Regions from separate parts of the Mus musculus genome. Here region 1 is linked to region 2. A link is a loop called in an ENCODE intact Hi-C map of the cell type or tissue named here. Cell type or tissue: gastrocnemius. All regions are shown on one strand. Each heading gives the region's core, and the rest is flanking DNA. Links, peaks and the distances in the headings are about the cores only.

Region 1 (15,629 bases), core at 6,164-11,163, 67 kb before region 2:
GCCCCTCAAACTGACAAAGCTTGGAATCAACTTGGTAGAAAAGAAGAGCTTAGTCCTTAGCAGTTAGGGAGCAGTGACAACTATCCACTAGCAGGGGCAGGGGGGACTGTTATTAGCCTGGATGCAAATTCTTTTAATCTATTTCATCTCTCCCAAAACCTCTGAACAAATCCCCACCAAACCTTCTGGTTCTGGAGTGATGGTACCTCCCAAGTTCTGAAGATGATTTGTGACTCAGCCTTAGCAAATCAGAGTCTCCTGTCTTCTAGCCATAATAACAGATTCAAAAATGGGCAAATGCAGCCAACAGTGGTGGTGCATATCTCTAATCACAGCACTCAAGAGGCAGAATACGGATATCTGTGAGTTGGAGGCCAGGCTGTTCTACACAGAGAGAGTTCTAGGGGAGCCAGGGCTACACAGAGAAACCCTTTCTCATAAAACCAAAAAAGAAATGAGTAAATGACTTAGTCCCATCTAATCATAACTTTCATTCTCCTCAACACAATGATAAAGTTAAGCATAGGCACTTGACACAATAACAGCCAAACTAGAGGCCTGTTTCCTCCATAAGTTCAGAGAGTGGTTCATTTCCCAGACCTAGCCACTATAGTTAAGGCATGTGATACTAGCCCTGGAACTGCTTCTAAAACTTCCTGGAAAGAGGCTTGCTGATTTCCAGCGTGCTGAGGACTTAGGACTGATGAGATTTTTTTTTTTTTCTTCTTCCAGACAGGTAAAGCCTGGGCCTAAAGCCTGGGCATTCATATCTGACATTAACTACAAAGAGTATACGTACATTGCTCTTTTCATGAGCAAATGGCTCAAAAGCAGGGGCTATTTTGGTAGGAACTCATGGGTTACAAATATATACAGAAGTTACTCACAAATGTGGCTTTCTGTAAAGCAGATATTTTGATCAACATGAATGAGCCCCATGTCAAGTCATCCTCTATGTGGCCCCTCCCCAGCTGCTTGCTTCAGTCTAGACCAACGCCGAACTCTTGCCTTAACGCTACCCTTCAATGTAGGCACAGGCTCCAAATCTCCTGGCACGGACAGTTCACACATAGCCACTCCATCAAGCATTTAGTCTCACTGTGTGCCAGGTTCTGAGGAGGCAGAGAAGGGGACTACCCAGGTAGAAGACACAACATGGTGCATGTGGATGAGCAGACAAGATCTAAGTGATAGTTATGAAATGGCATGCTAGAGGAGAGAGATTGTCAGCCACAGGAAGAATCATGGGCACTGTGGTTCATGGCAGGCCAGTAGTCTGTACCTGTGAGCACAAGGCTCAGTACACAGCCTAGTGCTCACTGACTCCTACTCAGCACTCCCCACCCTGCCCTCAACACATCCTGGGGAAGAAAAACAAACCTTTGTACCTTTCCCCAATCAAGGAGCTTTCCCTATAAAATTCTGGAAACAGAGTGAATTACCATGTATCAAACTTCAGTGTTACTCAATTACGGGAAGGGGCACAATACCTCTTCTTTTATTTGAGCAAGGTAACCCCCTGCTTCCAAAAGCAATTATGAGATTTCATGTTCCATATTGTGACTAAGAGTTCATCTGACAGAATTTCTTCCCCCACATATGATGTTTCCTGTCAGTGTGGAAACAAGGCTGATATAAACACAGGCACAGTAAACACCATGTGATTCTGACATAAGTTGTCAGAAACACACACATACACAAACACACACGCACAGCCTCAAATACACTTCCACTGCTTCTCCAAACCCTACAGAAGATCTCAAACAAGAAAGCAACTTACTAGCTGACCAGTAAAGGTCAAAGAAACCAGGAATTGTCTTTCCAGGTTTTGTTCTTAGCCTCCAATAGGGTTCTGCTATTCTTCTCCACAAAAGCAAATGGAACTCAGATTCCTTTAGGAACAGATTCAGCCATAGTAGGAAGAATGTGGACATGGGAATGGGCAAAGTGACAGGAGGAAGTGCAAAGCAAAGTTCCCAGTGTGGCAAGACTAATGTGAAGGGCAGATAGTCCCTGCAAAGTCTAGTGATAATGAAGCTGGAGACATGAGGAGGAGCTATGCAGGGTGGCCTGCGGGTAGACCCTCTTTGATCTTGCAGCAATGCTGACTGTGCTCACAATCAGGTTTTCAGTGTTTCCTGGGAAGTGTCAAGAGGGCAGAAGACAATCTGTAAAGCTGTACATACCAGGAACATGCACACTGCATATGCAAAACACACACACGCACACCCCAACTCTTATAAAACCTGAATCCTTGCCTTGGGTCATGGTGCATGACTCAAGCATTCTGACTTTGTTATTTTGCTTCATTTATTCACCCATTAAACTCTCTTCTAAGGAGTCTTGCTTCTTGGTATTAGAAAGTTCTTTAAAGATCACTTCTTGAATTCAGGATAGAGTATGTAACCACTATGGGGTGTCACAGAGTAGACAGAGGAATGTACTTTTAAGTAAAGAAAGTACAAGGTGTTTGGGGATAGGGGCCAAGGCATAAAGGAACAAGTGTCAGCAACGTTTGTTAAGTGGCAGGAGGATTTTACCTGGTGATAAGTAAGAGTCTCAATACCTATGTTCAAACACACAGTACAGCAAGCCTCTTCTTTCCCTGTCTTCCCAGGTCAGGCTGATATTTGCCAAGATGTCAACGAACTGAAGGCAAAACAGGGCCAAATGCAATGTCCTCAGATCTTTGCTTTAGCAATATTCAGGTGCCTGATCTGGGCCTCTCACAAGTCCAAGACACCAAAGTACTGGCTAGAAGCAGTCTCACCTGTCATCACTCCATGAAATCATGGGCTTGAGTTTCTAGGCCTTTCTAGGCCTCAGTTCCTCATCTACAAAATAAAGGCATCAGAATGATCAGCTGCTGAGTCCCTTCACAGACTGGAGCCCTTCTTGACTCTTGACTGCCAGTTTCACAAATGATTAGAGGTCTCAAGATAGCTTCCAAGACCAATACTAAAAGCTCACTTTTACCCAGGATTCCAAAGCTCTGCTTTTGTCCACTCATGGTGACAATGCCTAGTCTGGTGTATTCCTCCCTGAATCTAAGGCAAAGGTTGGTAAAATTTTGTGAAGACTAGTAGTAAATATCTTAGCTTTTGAAGGCTGTATGATTTGGGTCATAGTTATTCAACAACGCAGTTGTAATGAAAAGTCCTCCTGACACTGTATGAATTGTCTATGAGAATTCTGTATCTCATAAAATATTTATTTATAAAGCAGGTGGAGTGCCACCATTTGATCACATGTTAATCTCTGTTTTCACCTCCATCCCCTTTGCAATGTAATGTGATGCTGACCTGATTCCTCTGTCACCTGAACATATGACCAATAGAAAAGGAAAGCAGACTTGAGTCAGAAAAGTCAAATCCATTCCAGGTGGAACCCAGTCCCTTTCCAGAGTCCAGTGACCCCTGGACATATATCAATATACACATGAAAAACCATGAGATGTCACATTCTGCAATCAAAAACCACTTAACACTGAAGCCAGACAAACAGACATCAAGAGCAAACACAGCATGGATAAACCCAAGCAGCATTGTGTGGGTCCAAGATCTGGAAGGAAAAGCTACATGCACAGTTGATCCCGAAAGTCTCAAACTCAAAAAAGTCAAATTCCACAGTGACCAAAATCAGAACAATAGTGGGAGATCAGGGAATTCATGACAGAGGCACATGAAGGAAGTCGAGTATGATGAAAATGTCCTATGCTATGACTCTGGTGATTGCACAGCTGTTTATAAAAAGTCATTTAATTATATACTTGAAATTGATGACTACACTGCAGTCAAGCAGTAACATTTCAATAAAGATAACCAAAGGATGGCACATGTCTCTCTCTCCCTCTCCCTCTCCCTCTCCCTCTCCCTCTCCCTCTCCCTCTCCCTCTCCCTCTCCCTCCTCTCTCTCTCTCTCTCTCTCTCTCTCTCTCTCTCTCTCTCTCTCTCTCTCTCTCTCTCTCTCTCTCTCCTCCCTCCCTCCCTCCCTCCCTCCCTCCCTCCCTCTCTCTCTCTCTCTCTCTCTCTCTCTCTCTCTCTCTCTCTCTCTCTCTCTCTCTCTCTCTCTCTCTCTCTCTCTGGAAGGCAGTGGCTGGGGGGAAGCATTGGAGATTGGGATCATGCTATCAGACTGCCCAGTGACAGCAACAGGCAATTTACAGGGTCAATACTTTAGACAGAACAAAACTTAAATATCTGGGGCTAGCAAGAATGCCCAGCAAGAAACTCTGAACTCTTCTAACTCTTAAGTGTACATACATACAAACAGAGACAGATACACATTTTGGTAACTAACTCCTGCTGGCAGCAGAAGAGTATTAACTAACAATTAATTGTTAGAGTTCCTTTCTCTATTGCCCAGGAGACTCACCTCTCACTAGCCAGGTGAGAGGGAGGCCTGAAGCAATTAAATCTTTGTGAATCAGGAAAAGAAAGTCATGCTCACAGAAAAAAAAATAACTTCTACACAGGCAATATGCACAAACACACACACACACACACACACACACACACACACACACACACACACATATATACACACATATATACACACACACACACACACACACACACACACACACACACATGTCAGGCCCAACCACCTGTCTCATCTACACCACAAATATTCATGCATACTTACATACACACCTATACTTGCAAATGCATATGTGTGTGTGTGTGTGTGTGTGTGTGTGTGTGTGTGTGTGTATTTGGTAGATGGAACAAAAGCCCACACAAGCAAGTTTCACTGTGCAAGCAACAGCAAAGAAAGAACTTACTCATACTGGATGAAAAATAAGTTCCAACTTTTATTGCTTAGAGAAAGAAAAAAAGCTACCTTTTGGTTGAGAAAGAAAAAAAAAAAACCCAAAAAACCCTATCCTTGTTAGTAAGAAGAAACTTGCTGTCAATAAAAAAAATCTGTCTCGGGGCTGGAGAGATGGCTCAGTGGTTAAGAGCACTGACTGCTCTTCCAGAGGTCCTGAGTTCAATTCCCAGCAACCACATGGTGGCTCAAAAAACCATCTGTAATGGGATCCGATGCCCTCTTCTGGTGTGTCTGAGGAGAGCAATGGTGTACTCATATGCATAAAATGAATAAATAAATCTTTAAAAAAAAATCTGTCTCATGGTAAGAAGAAGCCTGCCTGCTCTGTCTGTCTTTGCTCTGCTCCTATTCTGATTCTCTTCTGCTTCTGCTCGTATTGTCATCGTTCCTAGTTCTTGTACTTTTTTAGGATACATGATCACATGGTATTCCAAGCCTCTTTTTTCAAAAGTTCACAGCAAGTTCAAACATAAATTCAAATCATAAATTGAATATGAAGTTCCAACAGAAATGTTTACATGTGTTTCCATTAAGACTATTTATCTAACTAAACATTCATTATCTGCCACTAGCTCCTCAGGTTCATTAAGAGTTTGAAACAATAATTCTTATGTCTAAGTTAGCACAGTTTTGTCAAGAGGCAAATTATCAGCTTAGTGTCTCATTAGTATTGAAGTTTTGTATAGATAAATCTAGTCAATATTTTATCTTTTGTCCTTGCACATACAATAAATGTTTCATTCCCACTTGACAACCTTAATTTATCAATAGCTTCACATTCAGCCTATAAGGAATGTTTTCCCTGATCAAAAATCTGTTTCAACCCTGCTTTCTACCTTAGTGCAATTAACACTTGACATATGAAAGTTTATAGAGCCCTAATTGCAGCCTTCATACTTAGGGGGCTCAAAATTACTTGTATAAATTTACTAAACTTATACTATCATTATTAGGAGTTAAGAAATCTTCTATTGATTTCAATGTGGGAACAAGAAGCAGGGGGCAGAAGCCACAGAGAAAAAAATGCATCCATCATCAGTACTGCCTTAGGTGCCAGTGCAGCTGCTGCCTTAGCACCTGGGAAGGATTCCCTACCACAGGATAGTGTGCTGGGAGAGGAGCTGGGAGGTTCCTTTGTGTGGTGATGACTGTTCAAACAATGGAGGGGGCAGAGCAAAGAGAAGAGGCTAAGGAATAAAACAGATTTCCCTACTTTAAAAAAGAAAGAAAGAACTCATCTATTTGTCTACATAGCATTACTACACTACAGTACATCTTCGTTGATCTACAAAAAATGTGCAGTAGGGTGGGCTAGTGCCCAGAAATTTTTATATTAATTTAATAATGACAGGAAAGGCATATCAGTTGCAAGAATCAATCTTGAGATGAGGATTCTGAAAGCCTTGTAATTCAAAATTATGCAGACCATGCAATATGATGTGTCTTCTCCAGAATGACACTTGTATGACTTTAGCCTTTCCTAAATGGCTCCTGACACAAGCTTGTTTCTTCAGCCATAAAATGAGAAAGTCCTAACTATGGACTCACTCGAGGGCTCCAAGCAGGGACATGTCTGCATCATCCAGGAACTAGAGTTCCCCAGGCTCCTTCAGATGAACTGGATCTAAAATTTCCAGGTGGGATCCAGATCTGTGTTTGAGCATACTGTCCCAGTTTGGAACAGTTCCCCTCTTCTAAGGGGACATTCCTAAATTTCTAGCCCATCACGGATGGACACACATATATAAACTCACACCACTAGCAAGCCTGTTAATACCTGACTGCCTAGAATGAACTGGCTGTGAGGAATAAAGCATGTCTACAGTTACCAAGATTAGAAGCAGCAAAATTATCTGTGCTTCTGAAAGGAACCATTTGGTCTTTTTCAGAAAGATCTATCTGGTTTGATTTTTTGTTTGTTTGCTTATTTGTTGAGACATGATTTCTCTGTGTTGCCCTGGCTGTCCCGGACCTTACTCTGTAGATCAGACTGGCCTCCAACTCAGAGATCCACCTGCCTCTACCTCCTGAGTGCTAGGATTAAAGGTGTTCACCACCATATTAGAGTTTCTTCTCTCGCAATCTTAAGGGCTTAGCAATACATTAACCCAAAGCTGCTGGTGCCTAGTTTGTAGTTATAAAATGAAACAACAACAACAAAGAATGAAGGTGCAGTCACAGCAAGTTGAGCGAGCAGTGTCCCATATAACAACCAACGTCTATATCCAGCCATATCCAAAGCCATAGGTTTTATTCCTGTTTTTTTTGTGTTTGTTTGTTTGTTTGTTACATGAACCAACAGATTCCCTTTTACCCTTAAGCTCATTTGTTTTAAATTTCAGTTTATTACAACAAAAATAGGCTGACTAATAAGCCTTTCAGCCCTGAACAGTATTTGGATGACTGAAAATGAAAGCCTATGCACAATTAAGCACTGCTTCCCCTTCCACTCAAAGCTGGATCTGCACAGAGATTCTAGAAAGTATGTTTTCACTGATGATTAGTACACCATCTTGGAAATAGCCAAACATCCTACCCTTCTTGCATCCCAGAGGCAGACGGGGCTGCATGACTGGGCAAGAACTCCTACAGAGCTCATGATGTTGGGATCTGAGTCCTACCTGTATCCTTCGGCTCAGCGTATGGATATCCTCAGCTGGGTGTGGATTTTGCCAAATCTATATCATGGCTGTCTTTCACAGCAGGTGGTTACAATTTATAGTAGTGTATAGAGACCACAATGCCTGAGATATCCCCTCTATATAACAGGATTACCCAACTACCCACAGAAATAATGCTAACAGTCAGCAAGTGGCTCTGGGTAATGAGTTTGTCTTGGGTAAATCCCATTCCAGAGGCTCAGCTGCCCCATGAACTGCTGACACTAACACATAAGAGCACCCCACCCAGTCCCAGCATATGGTCTGTCTTGTGTGAATAGCAGCCAGGATGACAGATGATAGAAATGAAGGCTTTTATTGCATTGAAGTCTCTGAAAGGTAAGTAAATAGAACCAATGTAAAAAGGCTTGACACCCTGACAACGGGCTCTCAAGCTGAGTTGCTTTTCTGTCCTTGAGCCACTGGATTCAAGCTCTGGGAGGGCTTGGATCTATTACCAGCTTTCCCTTGCATGGAGACCCTCACTCTGAATGAAGCCACATGTCTCTCAATAGCTCATGCCTGCGGTTAAGAAGTTAATTCCTTTAAGACTCAGAAACAGTAATGATATTGATAGTGAAGATAAATAAATGTTGTCATTGTTTTCATTCTTTCCCAGTTACGTGAAATGGGAACATACTTTCTTAATTAAGACTCTGTGGTATGTGGGCACTTAGTGGGCAAGCAGATCTCCCCAACAGAAGGCCAGAACACAGACACAGAGGACACCAGAGCTCCCCTCTGATATCCACAAGACCTGAGTTCAACACTGACCACCCAATACCCACCCCGCCCCCTGGGGCTTTTGGAGTCTTGGCCGCAATCCTTCTATAGCAAACATGGAACATCCATGGGTGGCAGTGTAGGGAGGGGTGACCATGACTGGAACCTGCTTAGGACTGTTTTCATTGTTGCCCCAGGCACTCCTTGAACTTGAGCCAAGGAAAATGTAGGTTCCATTTCAGGAATAAGAACAAGAATGAAATGTGGCTTCCTGAGGAAATGGAAATGCTAACACCGGAGCCCTCTGAAATGAAACCACATGTTATAGTAAACTGGGGGTGGAGATGGGGAGGCCCCCAAAAAGGATTCCTGCTGCCATTTCTCCACCAGATAGATACCCATGTCATTGTACTCTATTTAACTGTATTTCCCTGAAACACCAGGTTATTGGCAAGGAAACAAGTTCTTCATGGTCCCTAAGACAATATAGGAAACCCATGTGGAGACTGAATTAAAGTCCACAAGCCTCCATTCTGCCACATTCCAGATCTGATACAATAAACAGAGAAGGTGATTTGAAATCAACTTTCTCTCAAATGTTCCTGCCAAAGCTGGAAAAAGCAGTCTGGCTTTTGCTCTGAGGAAAAATAGTCTGTGACGTTAGAGAGGAGTGATAGCGTCCTGAGTAAGGGCAGTTCCTCACAGTCTGCCCCCTGGAAGGAGCAGGAAAAGGGAAACATTTGGTATTTAGTTAGCAACAGCTGAGCTGGTTCTGATTACTTCAAGAATGATGTTGTATATGAATAAAAATGACATATGGCACATTACACAAACACACCCTCACCAAATGCCATCTTCCTGTGCCTCTTTCCCCCCTCATTCTGGTCTCTAGTTTTACCAGTGCCTTGTGCTTGTCACATATCTTGGGAATATCATAAATAGAAAGCCCAGGTTTTACACAGTTGGTGGCACTTAGAGAAGTCACATGTCAAAGCCATTTTTTTTTTTTTTTTTTGGAGCCCAGGTTGCCAGTAGGAGGGAAAGAAGAGTGCATGCCTGTAGCTTTGAAGAAAGAAGATTTAGGTTCCATGGGTTGCAGGGGCAGGGTGCTTTTGGGTGACCCTCAAAGTGCATCAGAAAGGTATCTGGAAGTCCAGGAAGGGGCTAAGGCTGAGATTGTCAGAGTGTGGAGATATGGTATTCATACTATGGCCCCCTACAAAGTACCCTAACCTCAGTCAGGCAATGACCTCCTTCTCATTCCTAAAGTACAAAAAGCAGATATAGTCTCACAGTAGGAATGGAATGAAGAACTAGTAAATTAAGGGGTAGGGTGAGGGAGATGGGAGGACCAGTTAGGGGAGAAGGACCCAGAATCCTAGGAAGAGCTGGAGACAGAGTCAGGAACTGGGTTCCAGGTCTGACTCTAACTTACCAATTCTAAAAGGAGAGGAAGCACTGGACTTGAACTGCTCTCATCTGCTCCAAAGCATCTCTGTGACTGAAAACCTCACTTCTGCACACTACTCAGAGGACATGATACCCTGCAGCAGAAAAGTCACCTGGAATATCAGTGCTGCTGCTTCTGAATGCTGGGAGCAAGTAGGAAACATAAATGCAAACCCTATGCTCGCTTCTATTTTAATAAACTTTCACAAATTTTAAATTTTACAAATGTTGAAATTTTCACAAATGAAGAGCCTGGAAAGCAAAGATCTGTGACTGTCAGTCATCCAGTTTTGTGCAGGGGGTAAAAAAACGGGTGGTGCTCAGAACTCTGTTTTACTTCGCAAGCGAGGCAGAACTTCCCAGTGATCTAAGTCCAGGCCTGCCACAGAGCAACCAAGGACAGCCTGGCTTAGAGTAAATGATGCTCTCCATGCTGGGGCCCTGCTGCAACCATCCTAGGGATGCCATCCCTTTACTCGGGCATTCTTTCACTTGGTTGTTTATTTGTTTGTTTTCTCTCAGACCTGTAAAGTTTTAGGAGAGTCACTATCCAGGCCACTCCCAGACAGACTATATCAACACTGGGGTAGAATGGATGTTTTGTGGAAGTTTACCAGGTGGTTCCAACACTAAATTCCCTATAAGGTCTGGCTCACTACTGTGTACCTACGGCAGCACTTGGCCCAAGCAGCAGAATGGGTGTATGCACAAAAATAATGAGCTATGGAGCAGCAAACTAATGGAAGCAACAATGCTACTTCCAAATCTCAGGCCATTCCCTGGACATCCCTCTATGGTCAACATACTGGAAATGAGGATCACCCAAAAGCACTAGGTGATAGTTAATTGTTAGTAATATGCCTCCCATTCAACAGCAACAAAGGAAGACCAGATGACTTGCTAGACTCTCAGTACCAATCAGAGCTACAGAATCCCCAACTCTGACCAGGTATCCCTGCTTCTTCCTGGACCACTGGCCAGGGTATAGTAAGGCTAACAGCTATGCAGCCAAATGTAGCTTGAGAAGTGAATTCCTGGGAAGGTGTAGTAATAATAGTCTCCCCAAAGTCCTAATGTCTCTAGGTTAGCAATTTCTTAGTCCTCACATGATTTCCTTCAACATGATTCCCAATGAAAAATTCAGTCTTAGCCTGTGTATTCATGGCAGGCATTTCACCAATCAGTACCCAAGACTCTTTCTCAACCTGGTGCAAAGACACCAGTCTTAGCAGGAAACTCAATCTGCTCTTCAGTTCTCATTCTTGGTATGCAGAGAAAAAAATACAGAAGGACCCTCCTCTATTTCTTCCTCCAAGCCATCATGGGTTTGACCCGTTGGAATATAACCCTGATCTTTGGTATAGTTTGGCAAATATCAAACTACATCAAATCCTTCTTTCAAGCCTTCCACCTGTGATTAGCCTGGCTTTAGTCTAATGAGGAGTTGTAAATGCTAAAGAGGGAAATAGAGGTGTGCTCACAGGCATAAGAGTTTACCCAATGTCTGTTTCAGATAGAGATCAGAGGAAGACGGTGTTTTACCAGGATCTAGTACAGGGGAGCAGGTATCTAGACTTAGATATTGCTTAGAGATGTCACCTGTTGATGTTGGGACTGTGTGTGCATAAGCAAGTACATGTGTGTATGTAATGTATGTGTGAGAGTACACATACATGTGAATGAGCATGTGTGTGAAATCCAGAAGCCAATGCTGGGTTTCTTCCTCAATCACTGTCCACTGTATTTTCTAATACATTCTCATTGAACTTGGAGCTCACCAATTCACCTAGACTGGCCAACCAGAAAGCTCCAGGGGTCCATCTAGTTCTGCCTCCTCAATGTCTCCTTGGTGTCAGGAATAGGGACATGTACTAATGCATCTAGCCTCCTGCATGGGTGCTGGAGATCTAAATTCAGATCCTCATGCTTGTATTGATGAAGCCACCTCTTCAGTCTCTGTTGTCAGAATTTAAATAAAGATTTTTTGTCAGAGCTACTTTTAGGAAAGAGAAAGGTTTAGGTCAGACAGTGGCCTTCCTATTTTGCTACCAGGTATATAAAATAATGATAATAAAATAAAACTGAAGCAATAGTAGGTAACAAAAACAGAGCTACTTTGCTGTATGTTAAATACCATCCTAGACACCACATACTTGTCTCGTGTAGCCTTCAGTTGTCTATGGGAAGATACTGTCTTAGATAAGGTTTCCATTGCTGTAAAGAGATACCATGACCAAGGCAACTCTAATTGGGGCTGGCTTACTGGTTTTGAGGTTCAGTCCATTATCATCATGGTACCGTCCAGGCAGGCATGGTACTAGAGGAGCCAAGAGTTTTACATCTTGACCAGAAAGCAGCTAAGAGAAGACTGGCTCTTTCAAGCAGCTAGGAGAAGGTCTCAAAGCCCATCCCCACAGTGACACTTTCTCCAACAAAGCCAAACCTACTCCAAGAAGGCCACACCTCCTAATAGTACCACCCCCTGGGCAAAACCACCACAGGTACTATAACCACTCTGTATTTCAGATGCTTGAAAATAAAGCCCTAATCAGAGTCAGCATAAGGTTAAGGAGCCAGCAAGAGGCAGTGCTGGGGTTTGACCATAGTTTTTGCTGACTACAGATCTAGCCTGCATTTCTTAGCTTCTTGAAATCCACAGTAACAACAGACAAGGACCCGAATCTAAAAAGTAGGTGATATTATGTCAATGCCACCAGGTGACAACGTTCATAGGGAATAAGAGGTACCCAAGAATGATAGTTAATATGTCAAACTACAGGATCTAGAATCACCTAGGAGACAAAGCTCTGAGTATACCTGTGAGAGAATCTCTGGATTAGGTTAGGCTCTTAGCATGTCTGTGTGGAACTGTCTACATTCACTGTGGGCAACACTATTCTATGGGTTGAGGTCCAGTACTGAATTAAAAGGAGAAAGTGAGCTGAATAGGAACATTTCATTTCTCCACTTCCTTTTTTCAGATTCAACGTAACCAGCTGCCTCAAGCTCTTGCAAGCCATGCCTTCCCCATCATCATAACTTGTACCCTCAAATATGTGTCAAGATAAATCCTTTCTCCTTTAAGTTGCTTTTGTCAGGGTATAATTATCATAGCAACAGGAAAAGTAACTAAGACACTAAGTAATCCAGATATCTGTGGGTCCATTTAGGTCTAGACTGCCTCTGCCCCATCTGCAGTCATCCTCCAGAAGATGAGGTCTGGAAAAACATGACTGCCCAGGACTAGCTGTCAAATAGGTACCTACATGCACTTGCCAGTCCAGCTAAGAGATTGAGTTGGGATGCCCTCCTAGTCTTGTCACAGAAAGTGGGAACTGACTTCAGCTTCCTGACTTCTGCATCATGTACCACACAGGATTGTGCAACTCACATTTTGTCTCATGCCTTTGGCTACTGTTCTAAGAAGCAGCCTTGCCTCCTTAGTTAAGCTGTAAGTCCTCTCTGTCTTACTATCTTTTACCTATAGTGTTTGGGACAGTCTAGATTCTTATGAAATCACCAATAAATTATACAAATAATAAGAATGATTAAAAATGTAAAAGCCCTGAGAACTTGTCCAAACAAATCTGGTGTTCCTTCAAGTCCCAAGTGCCCAAAGGAGAGACTTTAAGCCAACAGGACAGGAATATAAACAGGGTTAGTCTGCCTCAGAGTCAGCAGAGGACTAGAATGCTTCACTTCTCAAACATCCAGGAACCTAGAACAGAGCCAGACACAGAGCCATGAGAAATGACTCTTGCTGGTCCAGTAAATGAACAGATTAGGACCTAATAATATAGGGCCAGACACTTATATGGTTTGAGACAGGAGATTTCTATGAGTTCAAGGACAATCTGGGTTACATAGTGAGTTTCAGGTGCAGTAAGAGCTAAAGTTCTAACTGAGTTGGTACTTGTCTAATACAAACAAGGCCCTGGGTTTGATTCACAATAACATATGTACAGGTATGTTGATACACATCTGTAATTCTAACACTTTAGGAATAGAAATAGGAAATCAGAAGTTAAAGGTCATCTTTGGCTACATGCCTAGGCTTTTGAGGCCAGTCTGAGCTACATAAAACCCAAGGCAGTAATAGCTAGCAGAATGGATGCATGTGAATATTGCAATTCCAAATTTCTCCCTATGCTAGGCCAGGCTGTGTTCAGCGTTAAAAGAAACAAAGTCCCTTCCATGTGAGCAACAGATGAGTAAGTCCTTTACTAAAACTTCAGGACCCTAGGCTGTCAACATGATTCAGAGTGTAAAGATGCCTGCCACCAATTCCAACAACCTTGAGTTCCAGGATCCACATAGAACTTACTACTGCATGTTTCCCTCTAATCTCACATTTGCAGAATGGCATATACAAATCCCAACCCATAAATAAAATGTAATTTTAAATTTTGAAAAGAAAAAAAAAGCATTCAAAGGGTCTGAAGAGATCACTCAGCACTTAAGGGCACTTGTTGCTCTTGCAGAGAACATAGGTTTGGTTCCCAGCACACAAATGGAAGACTACAACCACTCTAGCTCCAGGGGATTCAGCTGCTTCTTCTGATCTTTGCAGGGACCAGGCATATACACAGTGCACTGTATGCATAAAGGCAAAATTCTTATAAGATAAAAAAATCTTTATTTTACAAAATAGAATTTTTTTTTCTTTTATGTATATGCTAGAAATTGAACCTGAGTTCTCTGGAAGAACAGCCAGAGCTATTAACAGCTGAGCCATCTCTCCAGCCCCCACCCCCCAAATAAATAAATAAATCTTTTTTTTTTTAATTCCAAAATCCTCACTAAAGGACCCCACCAAGTCTGGTTCAAGGACCCTACTGGAGGCCATTCTAGCCTCCTTCCTCATACCTGACACTTTGAACACCACAAGGCAGAGCTGCTCTGTCAGCCCAGAAGCCTGTAATGGATGCCATACAGGTGTCTTATATAAATCTTCAAGGGCCTTCTCTGCATGGAGCCAAGTAGACACTTTAATCATCAGGGCAAAGAAAACAAAATGCCTCATGAATTTTCATTTTTATCTCAGTAAAAGAGCACAATCAATTTGTCAGCATGCAGTACCACTTCTTGCCAAATACCACTTATTTTAGATTAAAGCTTTCTCGGCTATACAAACTGAATAGACTCAGGCAGAACCCCAAACACATGCTTCTCTTTGCCTCTTCCCGTTTTAAGAGTTCCCACATCTCATAACTGTCTAGACCCCATCAGCTTCCTCAGAGCTGGTACACTGCTCCCATATTCTGCTCCTTTCTTCCCGTTGGTAGCCTTGAAACAGATATTTACCTGATGGGAAACCTAAAAGAAATCTTCCCAGGTGACTTAAAATGAGTGATACCTGGGAAAAGGAAAAAAGTTACTGGGCTGATCAAAACCACAATTTTGGTGAAATCCTTGTTTCTAACTGGTCTTGAAATGTAACCCACTATGGCTGTTTGTCACTGAAAATTTCCATACTGGAACTATCCATGTTTCTTGGTTTTCCTTCTAAGCAATTAATTGGAAAAGGGATATGCTCAGGAAAATATAATAATAAAGGTAAATTCAGAACTTCTCAAAAATCACTTTGTCACATTGGAAAGCTCCCCAGGAAGTCCTCATAAGCCTAGGTTCTGAAAGGCTGGACTGTGCCTATGCTTTGTACTGAGCAAGGACCCCCTAGGGTTGGTGACTGGTGCTCACCAGGGCAGCACAGCCTAAGTCACTGCCTCTAGGAGAGAAAATATTCTCTAAGTATCCATTTCCTCCCAAAAGCAGCACCCAAATCTCCAACTTGAAAGCACAATTTACATACAAGGTTCAAAGTTAGGGTCAGGGCAGAAGAACCAACAGGTCATTCTCACCTCTAGGCTCAATCTAAGAAGTTGCAGATCTCCACCTCAGAAGGAATTTTTCTGGATGTACTTCATGCTGGTTGTTAATTGCCTCAGTTTCTACCCCATCATA
Region 2 (15,629 bases), core at 4,470-9,469:
AGATGATATGTCATGTGAACAAAGTCCTGAGAATGGTAAAAACAACAACAATAACAACAAAAATTTCTCCAGAAAGAAAAAGTTACCGATTCCAAGCCAGAGAACACTGGCATTTTTAAAGTGGATCTCTCTAATGGTGTTTCCTTATCCTTAAGTGAAATATATATGTCAAATTACTAGTGAACAGTTGTTGAGGCATTCCCTTCCCTCCATTGTATTACTATTATTTTTATTGTTTTAAATATATTGAAATTGCCATATAAGTGTGCATGTTTTACGGCATGTGACATTTCAATACAGTGAAACAGTATGTAAGGGTCAGATCAAGGACTCAGCACATGCATCATGGCGTTCACTGCCACTTCTATATGTTGTAAACATTCAGAACCATCTCCACTGGCCTTCCTGAAACAATTAATTGTTGTCAAACCACACGTGGTGGCACATACCTGTAACCCCAGCATTTAAGAGGTAGAGAGGCACGAGAATTAGATTCAAGGCCAGTCTTGGCTACATAGAAAGTTCCACACCAGCCTGAGCTACATGAGACCCTATCACCAAAAAACAACACAAAACAAAACAAAACAAAACAAAACAAAACAAAACAAAACGAAGCAGCAAACCACAGTTGACCTATGCAATATCACAGCAGAAGCTATGCCTCCTGCCCAACTGTATCCTGTGCTTTTAGCCTCTCTCCATCACCACAGCCATTTGTAACCAATTTCTGTTCTCTACCTCTGATGAGTTACTTTTGCATCCACATATGAATGAAGTAAACAAAATCAGGTGGCATTATCTTTTACATTATCATCCATGTTGCTGAAAATGGCACAGTTTTATTGTTTTTTATGGTAGGGTAGTACTCCATGGTATGTGGGCCATTTGTCTTTATACACTCATCTTTTGGTGGACACCTAAGTCAATCCAACATCTTGACTACAGTGAATAGTATTGTAATGAACTCTCCTCCTAATTATTCTTCTATTTTTAACTTCATCAATCTATTGTGTCTATTTTGTCCATATTCCCTCATTACCCTTTCTTATGCCCTTCCCACTTATCCTGACCCTCTTCTTGTCAACTAGGAGTTCCCTCCTACTTTCTTTTCTTTTGATATAGATCTTGTGTAGGAATCCACAATTACTGTGTATTCACACTTTCAAGAGTCATGACAATTTTTTAAAAACTCTTGTTTGATTGACTAGTTTATTTATTTATTGTGGGGAGGAGGAGTATCTATGTGTGAGCACACATGCCACGGAGAACTTATGGAAGTCAGAGGACAATTTGTCCTCTTTATTTATGCCAGGTAAGTATTCTACTAAGTCACATGTTCAGCCCCATGAGAGGTTTTTAAATCCTAAAAGACCATCATACCTAGAGTCTATACAACAAATAAACTTGGAATACAGTGAAGCTAGTAAAAATAACTTCCTGAGCTTATGGGGTACTTCTCTGTTACTACTTCCATGTAACTTATCCAAAGAATAAAAACTAGAAACCAGTGGCCCCCTTTTGCAGGTTGATAAGCAGAGATTCTGTCTTGCCTGAGACCCAGTGGAAAACCATGCAGAGAAGCTTGGACTATGACCCCAGCCAGGTCCTGCTGCATGGACTCAATCCCAACCTGCCCAGTTCCAGCTCTGGTCTTCAGTTCCTGCCCTGTGGATTTAGCCATAATCAAATGAATTATTTACAGAATAAAATGTCTGCTGAGACTCTTGTCACTGTGCCACTTCACTTGCATCTGCATCACAGTGCTGGATCGTAGGAGTAATATCCTTGGGCTCAGCCAGCTGTGTGCAGCTGGCTATTTGTCTAGCCAACCATCATTAATGTTAGATCTTCAAATGTAGGCAGGGTGAGCTGTGTTGTAAACCTTTCTCAGACTCCAATGTTTCCAGCAGAAAGATCAAATCACAATGGAATGCATCCTCTGTTCCATATCAGCTCACCTCTCTAGAATCTTGTCTGGCAGGGTCTTGCTAGAGACTGGGTGCAGATTCTCTAGATCTATGTCACAATGAAGGGTGAGGGGGTACCATTCCCCAGGAACTCCAACTACCCATTTACACCCGGAAATGTTTTAGCCAACCCTTTTAACCTTTTTCATTCAGCATTCATTTGTAGAAACACTACACATTGTCCTCCCCATTCCAGCATTTCGAAAAGCCCTAAGAGGCAACCCCCAATGTGACCCTGTGGTTAACGGATAATTTCATCCCCAATATTATCCCATAAGTATGATTCTCTATATCCTCAGCTCTCTGATATCTGAGGTTCCCTTTAACTCCTAAAAACAAGCAATGCCAAGAGTCACTAGTGTGGTACCAGTCAGTGCCAAGGACAATGGGCACGAGCAGCTTGAAAGTCAATAAAAAAAATCAATATTAGCTCAAGATGGTGCTAGAAGTGGAGGTGTTAGAAGTATAGTGCAAGCAGAACAAGTTTAGTATTATTAGCAAGCCCTGGGTTCAATTCTCTGCACATAAAACAAAACCAAAGTACCCACTAGGTTTTGGAAACTTAACAAAAAAAAAAAAAAAACAATGTAAAGTACCTCTTAGTAAGTAGTTCTATATTGATGATGTGTGAAAATGATAATCATCTGCAAACATTAGGTCAAATAAATGCATTATAAAAATGACTTCAGATGTTTCAGCGGGGGGGGGGTATTTTGTTTTAAATATATCTACTAGTGTTTTTTTTTTTTCCATTTCAGAAGAACTTACATCAACTGCTATTAGACAGTGCTGGTCTAGACAGCAGCTAATATAAACTCTGGGATCTGAACTTACACTCCACCTGCAGTCTGGATGCCAGGCAATTTTTACCTTTTAGGTGTAATTTCCTTCCTCATTGGCCCTTGGGGGAGCAAAACACCTTATTGTGAGTAAGGACTGATATCACAGATAGCATAATTGCCACAGTTCTTGGTTTCCATTTTCCAGTGGGCCGTGTCAGGCTCCCTAGTGTCACAGTTATATACTTTGAAACATTTCTTTGGTAGAATCATCACCAACCCAGACGTTGAAGAACCAGGTTCATATCTTAGCTTTGCTATAACCTGTATGACTTGGGCAATCCATGTTAAAACAAGGCTCAGTCCCTTGATGGTTTCCAGATTACATAGAAGCCATTAGCAAAGCATCAGACTCCAGGGCGCATCTGACCTAGTTCTACCATAAGATAAGCCTCCCTGGTAATAGGATTGTTTTGTTTTTTTTAACATTTTTTTTAATTGTGTGGGTATGTGTGTATAAATGCATAGATGCTCACAAAGGCCAGAGGCATTAGGACCACACATACAGACACACATACACACACATGCATGCACGCACACACGCACGCATGCATGCATGCATGCACGTGCATACATACTCTCCAGGAACTGAATTTACAGATAGTTGTAATAATCCTGGGAACTGTATTCAAGACTTCTGCAAGAGCAGTATGCACTCTTATTGCTAAGTCATCTTTCCACCCCATTTAGTTTCATTTTTAAGAATTGTTTTTTAGACAAAGTCTAACTAAGCAACCCATGCTGGTCTCTAACTTATGATCCTCCTGCCTCCACTCCTCAAACTGGATTACAAGTGTGCAATTACCAAACCCAGCTTCAATGGACCTTTGCTGCCTGAGGCTCTATGAGTACATAGCAAGGATGAGGATTCCTGAGATTTGGCAAATCAAAGAACCAACAACTGAAGTCTTGCCAGTACCCCAGGTCCTGAGGAAAGAGGAAAAAAGTAAAAGGGTGGGAAGGGGGAAATGTAAATATTCCATATTATCTCAAAATAGAACTACCTATATCCTATCACAGGTCCACCCTGCTTGGAGCACATTAAGAATTAAGATTTCTTAAATGAGGGTTGGAGAGATGGCTCAGTGGTTAAGAGCACTGATTGCTCTTCCAGAGGTCCTGAGATCAATTCCCAGCAACCACATGGTGGCTCACAACCATCTGTAATGGGATCTGACGCCCTCTTCTGGTGTGTCTGAAGACAGCTACAGTGTGCTCATACACATAAAATAAATCTAGAAAAAAAATTTCTTAAACATACTATCATCACTTTGTAGCTCAGACAAAGTACTTTGTAGCATTTGTTTTAAAAGCTTCAAATTGATACAGGTTACTAGTTTAAAATACTATTCTGGGGGCAGAGGAACCCCTGCCTGGAGCCACTCTGAAGATACCCAGAGGCCCCAGGTGCCACTATGATGGCCAGTAAGTGGTAGAGACTAGAACAAAAAGAAAAAGCAGAAAGGTGTGTGTACAATGAAGAAAGCAGAAACTCAAGGGTAATAAGAAACAGCCTGATGTGGGGCCCCCAACGGAGGAGCTAGAGAAAGTATCCAAGGAGCTAAAGAGATCTGTAACCCTGTAGGTGCAACAACATTATGAACTAACCAGTACCCCGGAGCTCTTGACTCTAGCTGCATATGTATCAAAAGATGGCCTAATCGGCCATCACTGGAAAGAGAGGCCCATTGGTCATGCAAACTTTATATGCCCCAGTACAGGGGAACGCCAGGGCCAAAAAGTGGGAATGGGTGGGTAGGAGAGTGGGGGGAGGGTATGGGGGACTTCTGGGATAGCATTGGAAATGTAATTGAGGAAAATACGTAATAAAAAAAAATTAAAAAAAAAAAAAAAGAAAGAAACAGCCTGATGTGACTGCTACCTGAGGCCATGGTGAGGTCCAGGCTAGTGTTGCCACCTAGGGCCATATCTGGGTCCATGGCCCTGCAACAGCAGGCAGAGGGTGTATTAATGTCTGTGTCCCATGTTATTGCCAAAGGTCAAACAGATATCCCAGGTCTAGACTGCTGCCTCAAGTCATGTTGATGTCCAAGGGCTGTACCGAGTTGACTCCACCCTTTACCTGTGCATAGTGGGAGAGCTGGCTTCAGGGCATGAGAGTGGGTGAGCCAGGCCCTCCCTCCCCCACCAGCTGCATAACTCAGAAGAGCAGGTCCTGCACCTCACCTAAGCAGCACAGTAGAGCTAGCCCTGATGGCAATGAGTGCTGGAGTCCTGGCCCCAAAGGCATAAGCAAAGGAAAGCTGTCAGGCTGAACAACTCAACTACCACCCAGGCCCAGATCCAGGACTTTGAACTGGCCCACTCCACCACCTACTCATGGATAAACTGCTGGAGTATGTGAAGGGGCTGGTCCTCCAGAACCAAAGCTGCAAGATCTCTACAACATAGCAGAACAACAGGATATTCAAGGAGTCCCAGTAAGGATCCAGTATTGATAGTGTAGCAGAAGCCAGAGGCCTTGAACCAGACCAATGACTCACTGCAATGAAAGCAAGAAAAGCTGTTTGGGCAAGCTGTGTGACACACCATGACACACTGTAGCTTCCATAGCAAGAATATTTTGTTTGTTTGTTTGTTTGTTTGTTTTCTTTTGAGGAGGAGGTTGCAAGAGCAGAAGGTAGATATGAAGGGACAGGGAGATGAGTGGGATTGGGGAGGCATGATGTCAAATTCACAAAAAAAAATCAATAAAAAGCTTTTGTTAATACTATATTATTATATCTCTATCCCTGAATTAAAAAAAAAAAAAAAGAAAACTAAAAAGGCCTCAAAACAACAAAAAACTAGGCAGCAAGTCAAACCTCTCCTCATCTTTGAGAGGACCCAAAGTGCATCTCAATTTTACAGAACGCATCCAGGACAACAACCATGCCTCACAAAGTCCTGCTGACTCATAAGAACACAGCTATCAGATGAGACACTCATGTCTCAGAGTCTCCTAGACTCTGACATCACAAAGCCTCCCAGGACCTCTGAAAGACTTTTGGTCTTTACTGTCAACTCCCAAAACTACCCTGAACAGTCTTTCCTACATTAGATGATAGAAATGAACCTAGAGGGAAGAGGACCTCAGTCAGCTCTCACTGGTGAAGTCTATGATTTAGAGACAAGGCCCAACTTTGACTAGCAAAACAATGATCCTGAGGGACAAAGCAGAGTAGGGTAACACTGGAAACAAGAGATAGAGAGATAAGGGCCAAGTCAGGGATGGTCAGGGACTAAGAAGCAAGAACTTTAAAGAGGCCACAATTTCCAGCTTAGGGCAACAAGAGACTCTAATGAAACAACCTACTACTCTCCACTGCATGTCCACAAAGCTCAATGACCAGCTGCTTGCTTCTCCATTAATACCATATGGCGGGAGCATTCAGGCAGGCTTCTCAACCTGCTCCATGGATCAGATGACCTGAATCAAGAGTTACCACAATGGAACGCAGCTTCCAAACAGTCAGGAGCCCAAGGAGGGAGGTGGCCAATTACCACCCCTAGGAATCAAAGCAATCTGCCAACATGGAAGCTTTAGTACACTGACACTTGAGGCCAGACAGATTGCTCCTTGTAAAAAGGATGGCACCATAGGGTATGCTGATAACAAGCAGAGGCTTGCATACAGGTAGCAGTCATTGGTATCACCACAATGAACAGGTGCTCCACACCTGAAGAGCAGGGGACAGGGCCAAAAGCTTAGGGCAGAGACTGCCAACCAATCAGTTAGTAAGGAAAATTGAGGCCAGTGGCCAGACCCAAAAGATGTGCTTGGGAGTGGCAGGGAGAAGCAACTCCTTCCCAAGGAGTCATGAAGACAAGATGTGCTGAGTCCCTCAGAGGGGAGTTAACAAGTGTTGTAAATGAGAGAAATAACCTGACCCAAATGCAGGCAACCTGAGGCCACCGATCAGTTTGAACAGGGCAGAGCCTTGTGATGGGGCCAAATCAAGAGAAGGCCTGAGTATGAGAGGCAGTCTAGAAGTTCCATCCTGGAGGCAAGCAACAGGCACCACATTCTAGAAAGAAAATGGTTGGCCAGCTCCTCAAAACAGATTTCCTCTCCCCTTTCTAGGAAGGCATCCAAGAATATTTGCTTTTATTTTGTTAGAGAAATATATTTAACTGACCTCCTCTAATAACGTAGGCAAACAGGAGTCCTTGGTTTTCTGTCTTAGATGTCTAAGTATGTCAGATAAATATGGAATGGTTATTTAGTAAAAAGAAGCTATAAAAACCAGGAGACATAAAAGCAGAGCTCTGTATGGATTACTAGCCTCTCAGGAAACAAATAGCATTCAAAACAGTTTGCTTTCTTTATAGAAAGGGTCATTCAGTCCACAGCCACCCCAGGCAGAGTAACTGGATTCCCCATACTTTTAGGGATTCATTAGAATAATATTGAGAGTGGTTTTTTGTTTGTTTGAGACAAGGTCTTGCAATGTACCTTTGCCTGGGACTTGCTATCTGGATCGGACTGACCTCCAGCTTAGAGATTTGCCTGCCTCTGCCTCCTAAATGCAGAGACTAAAGATAAGAGCCAGTCCATGAAATATTTTTATTTCCAGAAAATCTGAATGAAAGTTAACAAACTTGCTCTTTCTTTCCCTTTCTCCTTTCCATCCTTTTTAAACGTTAATTTATTCTTTGACAATTTCATATACATATCTAATATATTCTAGTCACACTCATCCTTCACCTTCTTATCTTCCTTCCACCGAGTGCCCCATTACACTTTCATGTCTTTTATTTTGTTTGTCCAAAGAATTGAAAATTAGGACTTTTAAACAAATGCTTATACTCCAGTGTATTCTCATCCTTCCTGAAGCTCCTATGAGAATAGTAAAAGAATAAAACAGAATGTGGGAATGTAATGTAACTCAGTGGTAGAATATTTGCCTTGTATAGATGAGGCTTTTGGTCTGACCCCCAGGATGGACACACACACACACACATGGTAAGGAGTAACCACAAGCTTTTCCATTTTTCTCCTCTGCCTCTTTGTTCCAAGAATAGTGACTCTGAGATTTAATTATTTATTACAATGCTTATGGCCATAAGCTTTGGCTTGTTCTCCGACTAGCCTGTAGCTTATATAACATGTTTATTCTAGTCTATGCCTGCTACATGGCTAGTTACCTCTCCTCAGTTTCATGTGCAGTCTCCTCCAAGCCCAAGGTGAAATCTGAACCTGACTCTTTCCCAGAACTCCTCCCCCATGTCCCCACCCCTCTGTACCAGATCTCCCACCTTTCTAACCCTGCCCCAGCTAATGGGCCATCAGCTTTTTACTGACACTTGATACTTCCACACAGTACATAGAGATTCTCTCCACAGCAGGTTTTGAAGGAATATGTATGACCCTACAAAGGCAGGGAACCAGACAAAAGATAATAGCATACCTGAGCTGTCAGACCCTTTTCTGTACAAAGGTAAACCACTTCTCCAATAGTAAGCATCAGCTTCAGAAAAATACCATAGGTAGCAAAGCCAGCAAGAAAATCCCCACACAGCCACACAGTCTTCCTCTTCTCAAAGGCTACTGTTGGCCTTACCCAAGTGGTTACTGAGCTTGGGGCTCAGAAAGTAGTAGGTAGAATGTTTGCCCAGCATTCAAGAAGACTTGGGCTCAATCCCCAGCACTGCGTACACTAGGCATCTTGGTGCTGAGCCTGAGATAAAACACTATCTTAAAAGATTAATTATACAAATAAAAATCATTGTCATTGTCCTTGGAGTTGCAGCCTTACACTCAACCCAGATGGTACCTGTTCTTATTAGGGGATATGAGAGCCCATTTGTCAAGGGAACAGAGAAACCTAATCCAGTAACTTTATTCCACAGACAAATACCTTTTCAATACACAGCTTATACTATAAGAGGCATGACCCTGTCACCCTGTCATCAATGACAAGTTCCAGAGAACAACCCCACATACAACTGTCAGAATTCTCAGACACTCCATACAACCTTCAGAATGCAGAATCAACAGGTAGAGATAATGGGGCAGTTATTTTAGAAGAAAATGCCAGTAAGTGCCGCACAGAAGCAGGACATGAAAGTAGATGCCTGGAATCTTGCCTGGGTCTCCCTCAAGAGGCCCCTCCTTCAAAATCCATATGCAGCACACATTAAACATCTGTCACTGGTTAGCTCTTTTTTCTTTTTTCTTGTAGAGGTTAGATATCTCAAAGAGCAGTGTGTGGTTTGTATTTCTGTGGCCATGACAGTGGTCTCTAATTCATCTGGACTCTCAATGTGCTCAGCAGGTAAATGTTATAATCTGTCTCCATTCTTGGAAGTAAGTAGACCTAGCCTCCAGTTAACTAGCTGCTAATGGCTAATCAAACTTTTCTTCAAACCAAGCACCCTGGGCTTTTAAATGTGGGCCTTGCTATCTGATAAAACCCATAAGAATTGAAGGGGATGCTGTTTAAAAACAAGAGCTCAGCCACATTCCCACTACTATACAAATTCCAAACCAGCATTGAAAAGCAAGTAGCCAAGGGAGACAAAGCCTGGAGAAATGAGTCCTGTCCTGTAATCAATTATGTTCCATCTACACCTGTTCACTGAGGGTGCCAATGCTGGTTCTTTGGGAAGGTTAGAGAACTAGAGGCTAACACTCTGCCCCAAATATCCACTATATATGGAGTGACCCTCCATACATGAACTTATTCAAAATCCTTTGAGAAAAGCTCTGTGCATCTCCATACTTCACCTCCTAAAACTCCTGACTTGATATACTAAGGCAGACAATAGACTTCGGCAAAGGAACTCCATTTGGAAGGGACTAAGTTTAAATCTCCTTTATATGAGTAACATCAACCATAACCTCCAATATGACCAACCTCAGAACGGATATACGGATATATCTCAAAATTAGTCCTTTTGAACTTGAAATAGAGCCACCACAGCCCCCTTCAAGGAAACCTACACATAAACTTCCCCTCTTCAATTGAGTCTCTCAAATGTAAAGCCACTTCCAGCCTAACTCTGTTTATATTCTGGGCATATATCCCCATATACATGGTAACAAAAAAAAAAAAAGATATCCTAGAAAATACCCTAGAAGATACAAACAAACAAACAAAAATACTTTGAAGGTCATAAAAGAGGGACCATTATATTCCTGTCATTCCCTGCCTCCTCCATGAAGTTCTATCCAGACAGCTTGAGGCCTTCTGATGAGCAGGCCTTCCTGGGTCTATAAATAGGACTACAAAAGACATGCAGAATCTTAAATATGGGACAAGATCACCTGTCTGTAATCAGTCTGCTGTCCCTCTAGATTCTGAGGCATCCAGTGACCTGCTCATCACTGAGGCAGCATTTACCACAGTGATCTGAGTTCATGTTAGCATGGATCAAACACCTCACAGACAATGGTGCAGGTAATTCTCTTAGCTGTCTAGAGAAGAGGGCTCTTATGTCTCAGATTCATGTGTAAGAAATGTCCTAGGAAATTAAGTATCAAGTCTTAGCTCATAAAGATGGAAGGAACCAGAAATGGTGACCCACACCTTGAATTCCAACACTTGGAAAGCAGAGTAGGTCAAAGGCCAGCCTGATCTACAGAGCTTAATAATCCAGGAAAGCCAAAACTACACAAAGAAATCCTATCTCAAAAACAAACAAACAAACAAACAAACAAAGATAGAGCATAAGCTTGTGTGAAAACCCAGGTCTGTCCCATTTGGAATCTGTGCCCTTGGCTATTGCCCTGTTGAACAAGCACAGAGCCCCATGTGAAACATTTGGAACCATTTTGGATGAATGGGACAACAGTACTATATCCATATTGATCAAACCAGTCTATGAGGTTATGCTCAGGTTCCATTCTGGTTAAAGTGGGTCCTCAGGTCAAGTCCTTCCCAGTAAAATCACTGAGACATATGAGGCACACAAACAAAGCTCAACAGATAAAAACAGGCTCATGCCAAATTATTTCCAAAGATTATCTTTGGCTTCACAGCAATTCAAATCACCAAGAATATTTATTAGATAAGCAGCTTCTGAGTACTAACTAGGACTCAGACCTAAACTCTTGAAAGTCAAATCCAGGGTTTAGAAGCTGTAATTCATCATAACCTAGGACTGAAGCATCTTTTCCCCCCTGGCTAATCGCAAGCTCGTCACCCCATTGCTGCTGCAGCTGGCAACAGAAGCCCTTACACCCAGCTCAGGACTCATGGTATGAGTCACCAACAAAGCTCTAGACTATCCAAGGTCTTCAAGTTCAAGGAATAAATGACTCAGTGTAGCTGCCTGTGGAAGGCTCCAGATTTCTCCTTGTCAAGTATACAGATCTGTATATGTTAAATGTCTGTTTACTAAAGCAAAACAAAAAAGCCAGAGCAGGCAAACAAAATCTGTAGGAAACACATTGTCTCAGACATCTCTGGGGTCTGCATACAATAGAAGAAAAAAGGCCTTAGAGTTTTGTACAAGAAACTACCCCGGAGTTCCCAAACCTACAGACCATACTGTATCTCAGGGCAGAAAGGATGAAAGCCTGCAGGACACTGTGCAAGTGCCTGCTGGAGCTCCAGGCTTCAATTGACCAGTGCCCTAAAGGGCGTGGAGGATGTAGCTGTACATGTGTGGACAGGGTGGGGTTTCCTGCAAATACTCCATCCCTCTCACCCTGGCGCCTTCCCAGATCCTTAGTGCTATCTGACTCTGATGGTGTAGCTTACGGAAATGACTGTCTACGGTTTAGGTGGGTCTTATTATTATTATTAACAAAGATAATATTATGACTAATAATAACACTGGTGACATTTCAAGGGATTTTGCCCTCTCCTTCATCCTGGTTCTCTTGAGGTACAAGAGTTTGAATTCCACAGTTGTGCTCCACTGGAGGCTCAATATGACAGTTCACTCAAATACAGATGTAATTTCCAGAGATTTCTTAAAGAGCTCAAGGGGCTTTTCTTTCCTCCTCCTCCTCCTCCTCCTCCTCCTCTTCCTCCTCCTCTTCTTCTTCTTCTTAACTATGCCAATCACACCACTATTTAAGCTGCTGGATGGAAAGGCCTATTGTTTTACTTAAGCCACCCTTAACCTCACACTTGCCCCAAGAAACTGCTGAAATCTCTTAAGAGACTTAGCCAACTCACATATCAGAATACCTGGCATTTGAAGATCTTCACTAAAGAAGGCTGTGGGCAGTGTGAAGTAAGATACAATCAGCAGCAAATAACCCAGCTTATTTGATAATTGGGGAATTAGTGGGAAGATATACCATGTGGAATTGAGTATTAGACCAGAAGGCAGAATAAAGAGGCTGGGATACTCAGAAAGCCAGTGTAAAAGTCCTGAAAGGGAATGTTTGTGTCAACCCCTGCAGGTCAGTAAGCAATCAAATGACAAGGGGGTGGGGGTGGTTTGAGTACATTCAAAGATCTCAAAGGCTAATGGCAGAACAGAGAAGCCAGGAGGCTAGCCTAAGGGAGGCTGACCTAGGGCAGCAGGTAGTCAATAATCCAGGCTAGGGCAAGAGATCTAGAGAGCAGAATTGGCAGTTCCTGCTAGCCTGACAGCTTCTCCAGAAGTAAAAGCAAAATGCCATCTGAACAGGGCTAGCCCATGGGAAGCCTCTAGAACAGCAGCTCATGACAAAGCTGAAAACACGTGTCACTACCCCACCTCAGGAATCAGGGCTCAGGATGCTCTCAGGAAACCACTTCCCTGGGGACCATGGCTCTGGCCACCCACCTGCACCCATTCTTCCCTCCCACAGGAAACTGCACCACCATTGTTTGTTGTTCTGTAAAGCCACTCTAATTGTGAGAGAAGAGGCCACATGCATTAACACCTCAATAATGGGAAGCATGTGTCAAGTCATCTAATTTCCTGCAAAAACTCCCCCTATGATGGAACAAATACTGCTGACAAAAAATACCTGGTGGCATACAGGGGTGCAGGACAAGCATAAAAGACTATAAGGAAGAAAGACTGAGAGAATGCCACATATCTTTGCTACCATGAGACATCCCCATGGGTCTAAAACTTTGCAAGGTCTCAGAGAGGCCATTCAACTGTAATCAGTACTAGCAACAAGTAAGTAAGGAAATAAATAAATAAATAAATAAATAAATAAATAAATAAATAAATTCAGTTTCTCCCTCAGGTCTGCAAAATCAAGTCAGCTTTGAATAAAAATGAGGCAACTGTAATCAGTACTAGCAACAAGTAAGTAAGGAAATAAATAAATAAATAAATAAATAAATAAATAAATAAATAAATAAATAAATAAATTCAGTTTCTCCCTCAGGTCTGCAAAATCAAGTCAGCTTTGAATAAAAATGAGGATATGACCACTCCTAGGTATGGCTGAGGGAAATGTTTTTATTATAGATATGAGAAAGAGAATAGTCTGAGGCATCCAGAAGACTAAAACTGAACATGGCCAGTAGAACAGACTGGCCATGAGAAGAGAGAAGTGGATGAGTGAGAGAGGAAGAGAAAAAAAAAGAGGGAGACAAAAGACCAAGAAGGTAGAGAATCAAGAAAGAGTGTGTCCAAAATGGCTAGATTATATAGGAATAAGAAGTTGAGGGAAGGGCAGAAGAGATGGCTCAGCAGTTAAGAGCACTGACTGTTTTTCCGAAGGTCCTGAGTTCAAATCCCAGAAACCACACGATGGCTCACAACCATCAGTACAGCTACAGTGAACTCATATACATAAAATAAATAAATACATCTTTAAAAAAAAAAGAGCTGAGGGAAGGAAGGTAAGCAAAGCTCAGGGGCTGGAGAGGTTTAGGGTAGGGGGCAGAGGTGAAGCGTGTTGAAAGGAGCCAGGACTCTATAACAGGTATTTTCAGAACCAGTATCTGTATCTCAGTGAGTCATTTGTCCCCAGTTTCTTCGGGACCACATTCTATGAAATAGCACCTCAGGTTTTTTTGTTTTTGTTTTTTTTTTGTTTTTTGTTTTTTGTTTTTGTTTTTTTTGATGTTGGTTTTGTTGGTTTGTCTTAGGGACAAGGTCTTTTTAGCCCACATAGGCTTCTGGTGATTTGAATGGAAATGGCCCACATATGCTCACAGGGAGTGGCAGAATTGAGAAGTGTGACCTTGTTGGAGGAAGTGTGTCACTGGAAGTTAAGTGGGCTTTGGGGTTTCAGAAGCCCAAGCCAGACCTGGTTGCTCCATTCGTGCTTGCTGCCTGCTGATCTGGATGTAGAACTCTCAGCTACTTCCAGCACCATTTCTGCGTGCATAACTCCATGCTTCCTACCATGATGCTTTTTCCTTTATAAGATTTGCTGTGGTCATGGTATCTGTCACAGCAATAAAACCCTAAGACAGCCTCCAACTCACTATATAGCAGGAAATGACCTTGAACTCCTAATCTTCCTGCCTCTACTAGCATTATAGGTGAGGAGCACCATGTCCCAGATGATACCTCAGATTTAGGACTTGGCTGGGTAGTGGGTTGAGAAGTACAAGTGGCTGAGCAGGTAGGAGCCCCAGTCAATTCATTGCTTTCAAACACTCTCAAAGGTCATATAACCTGACCCCTTCATTTTGTGGAAAACATTATAGATAGTAGTCACTCAGTCCATTTGCTGTAGAACCAAGACTATAAACCAGAGTAAGGCTGCTGGACCCAGCACAGGAATCACTTACCTGGCCATGAGAAAAAGCCTAAGGTGGATTTCTGAGTTCCAGTTCCAGGCCAGCCTGGTCTACAGAGTGAGTTCCAGGCCAGCCAGGGCTACACAGAGAAACCCTGTCTTGAAAAGAGAGAGAGAGAGAGAGAGAGAGAGAGAGAGAGAGAGAGAGAGAGAGAGAGAGAGAGAGACTAAGGTATAGCCTGTCCCACAGCTACAGTCCCAGCCCCTAGCCTGATACACTGCATCTACGCCTCATAGCATCTCCCCAGCCCACAGCTCTTTCATCATTTCCTCCCACCACATCTGCAGCCTGTGGGAGAATAGCTGTTCCCCCATCAAGCAAGTCGTGTAGGCTTCTCTCAGTCTATTCAGACTCCACCTTTCCTGCCTCTTGCCCCAGTTCCAAGGCCAGAAATCTAGTGTGCTGCCCTGGCCAACTCTCCAGATTTGCTCTTTAACTTCCTCACCCTGAAAAACATGCAAGTCATGAAAGGGAAGGAAAAGCTCACTGGAGAGCAGCTGAGAATTGGAAGGGCACTACTTCAAAAAAACAACCACCATTGTTTTTAACAAAGAGGGGAAAAACAGACGACTTGTGAATCAGGCCTTGTGTAATCCCTGCACTTGGGAGATGAAGACAAGAAGATCAGGAATCCAAAGTCATCCTTTGCAGTATACAAGGGCCAGCCTGAGTTGCATGAGACCATGCCTTAACCTACACCCCCAGAACTCCCAAAAAGAAATTAGACTGTTTAGAGCCACACATCCTCCTCAAATAAACTTCCCTAAAACAATCAGAACTGTCTTCTCTCCAGGTGGTCTGAATCTCACTGAGGGGCAAGAAATCCTTAAAGAACCTCAAAATTGTATCTGCTGGCGTTACAACTATCTGATGGACCAGGGGCCCCACACTTGTAACTCAGCAGAACCCAGGCGCTCCTATGGTGGTGTTGGTCACCTCTCAGCTGCCTGAGTCACCAGCACTGCCCTGACAAAGCTCTACAGTCAGAGAGTTTAAAGAACAGGAAGTTGTGGCTCACAACCCCAGAGGCTGCAATCCAAGGTCAAGGGTTAAGGACACACAGCAGCTGGCCATCTTTTCCATGATGGGGAAAGTTGGGTGGGAGGGAAAGAGGCCAATATTTCAGAGAAGCAGAGCCAGGAGCTCTCAGGACAAGGAAGGGAAAC

Evidence for each region. A loop is a pair of places that touch in the nucleus more often than their neighbours do. Peaks named below come from ENCODE experiments on the same cell type or tissue, not always from the same donor. Only the 100,000 strongest peaks of a DNase experiment are listed, where the experiment ranks them.
Region 1: it touches region 2 in a loop (2.2-fold over the local background); 2 of 42 quality-filtered maps call a loop at or near these places.

The regions. Positions count from the first base shown.
Region 1 is chr19:61,015,074-61,030,702 of GRCm38, reverse strand. The region is part of intron 2 of Grk5 (G protein-coupled receptor kinase 5); the gene reads right to left. Among named protein-coding and RNA genes, the nearest start is that of Gm22520, 9.3 kb to the right of the region's middle. In gastrocnemius, for the core only: no CTCF peak of the experiment used is centred there; a DNase peak (open chromatin) is centred at 8,323; H3K27ac peaks cover 1,510 bases.
Region 2 is chr19:60,946,053-60,961,681 of GRCm38, reverse strand. All of the region lies in intron 1 of Grk5 (G protein-coupled receptor kinase 5), which reads right to left. Among named protein-coding and RNA genes, the nearest start is that of Gm22520, 60 kb to the left of the region's middle. In gastrocnemius, for the core only: no CTCF peak of the experiment used is centred there; a DNase peak (open chromatin) is centred at 6,373; H3K27ac peaks cover 231 bases.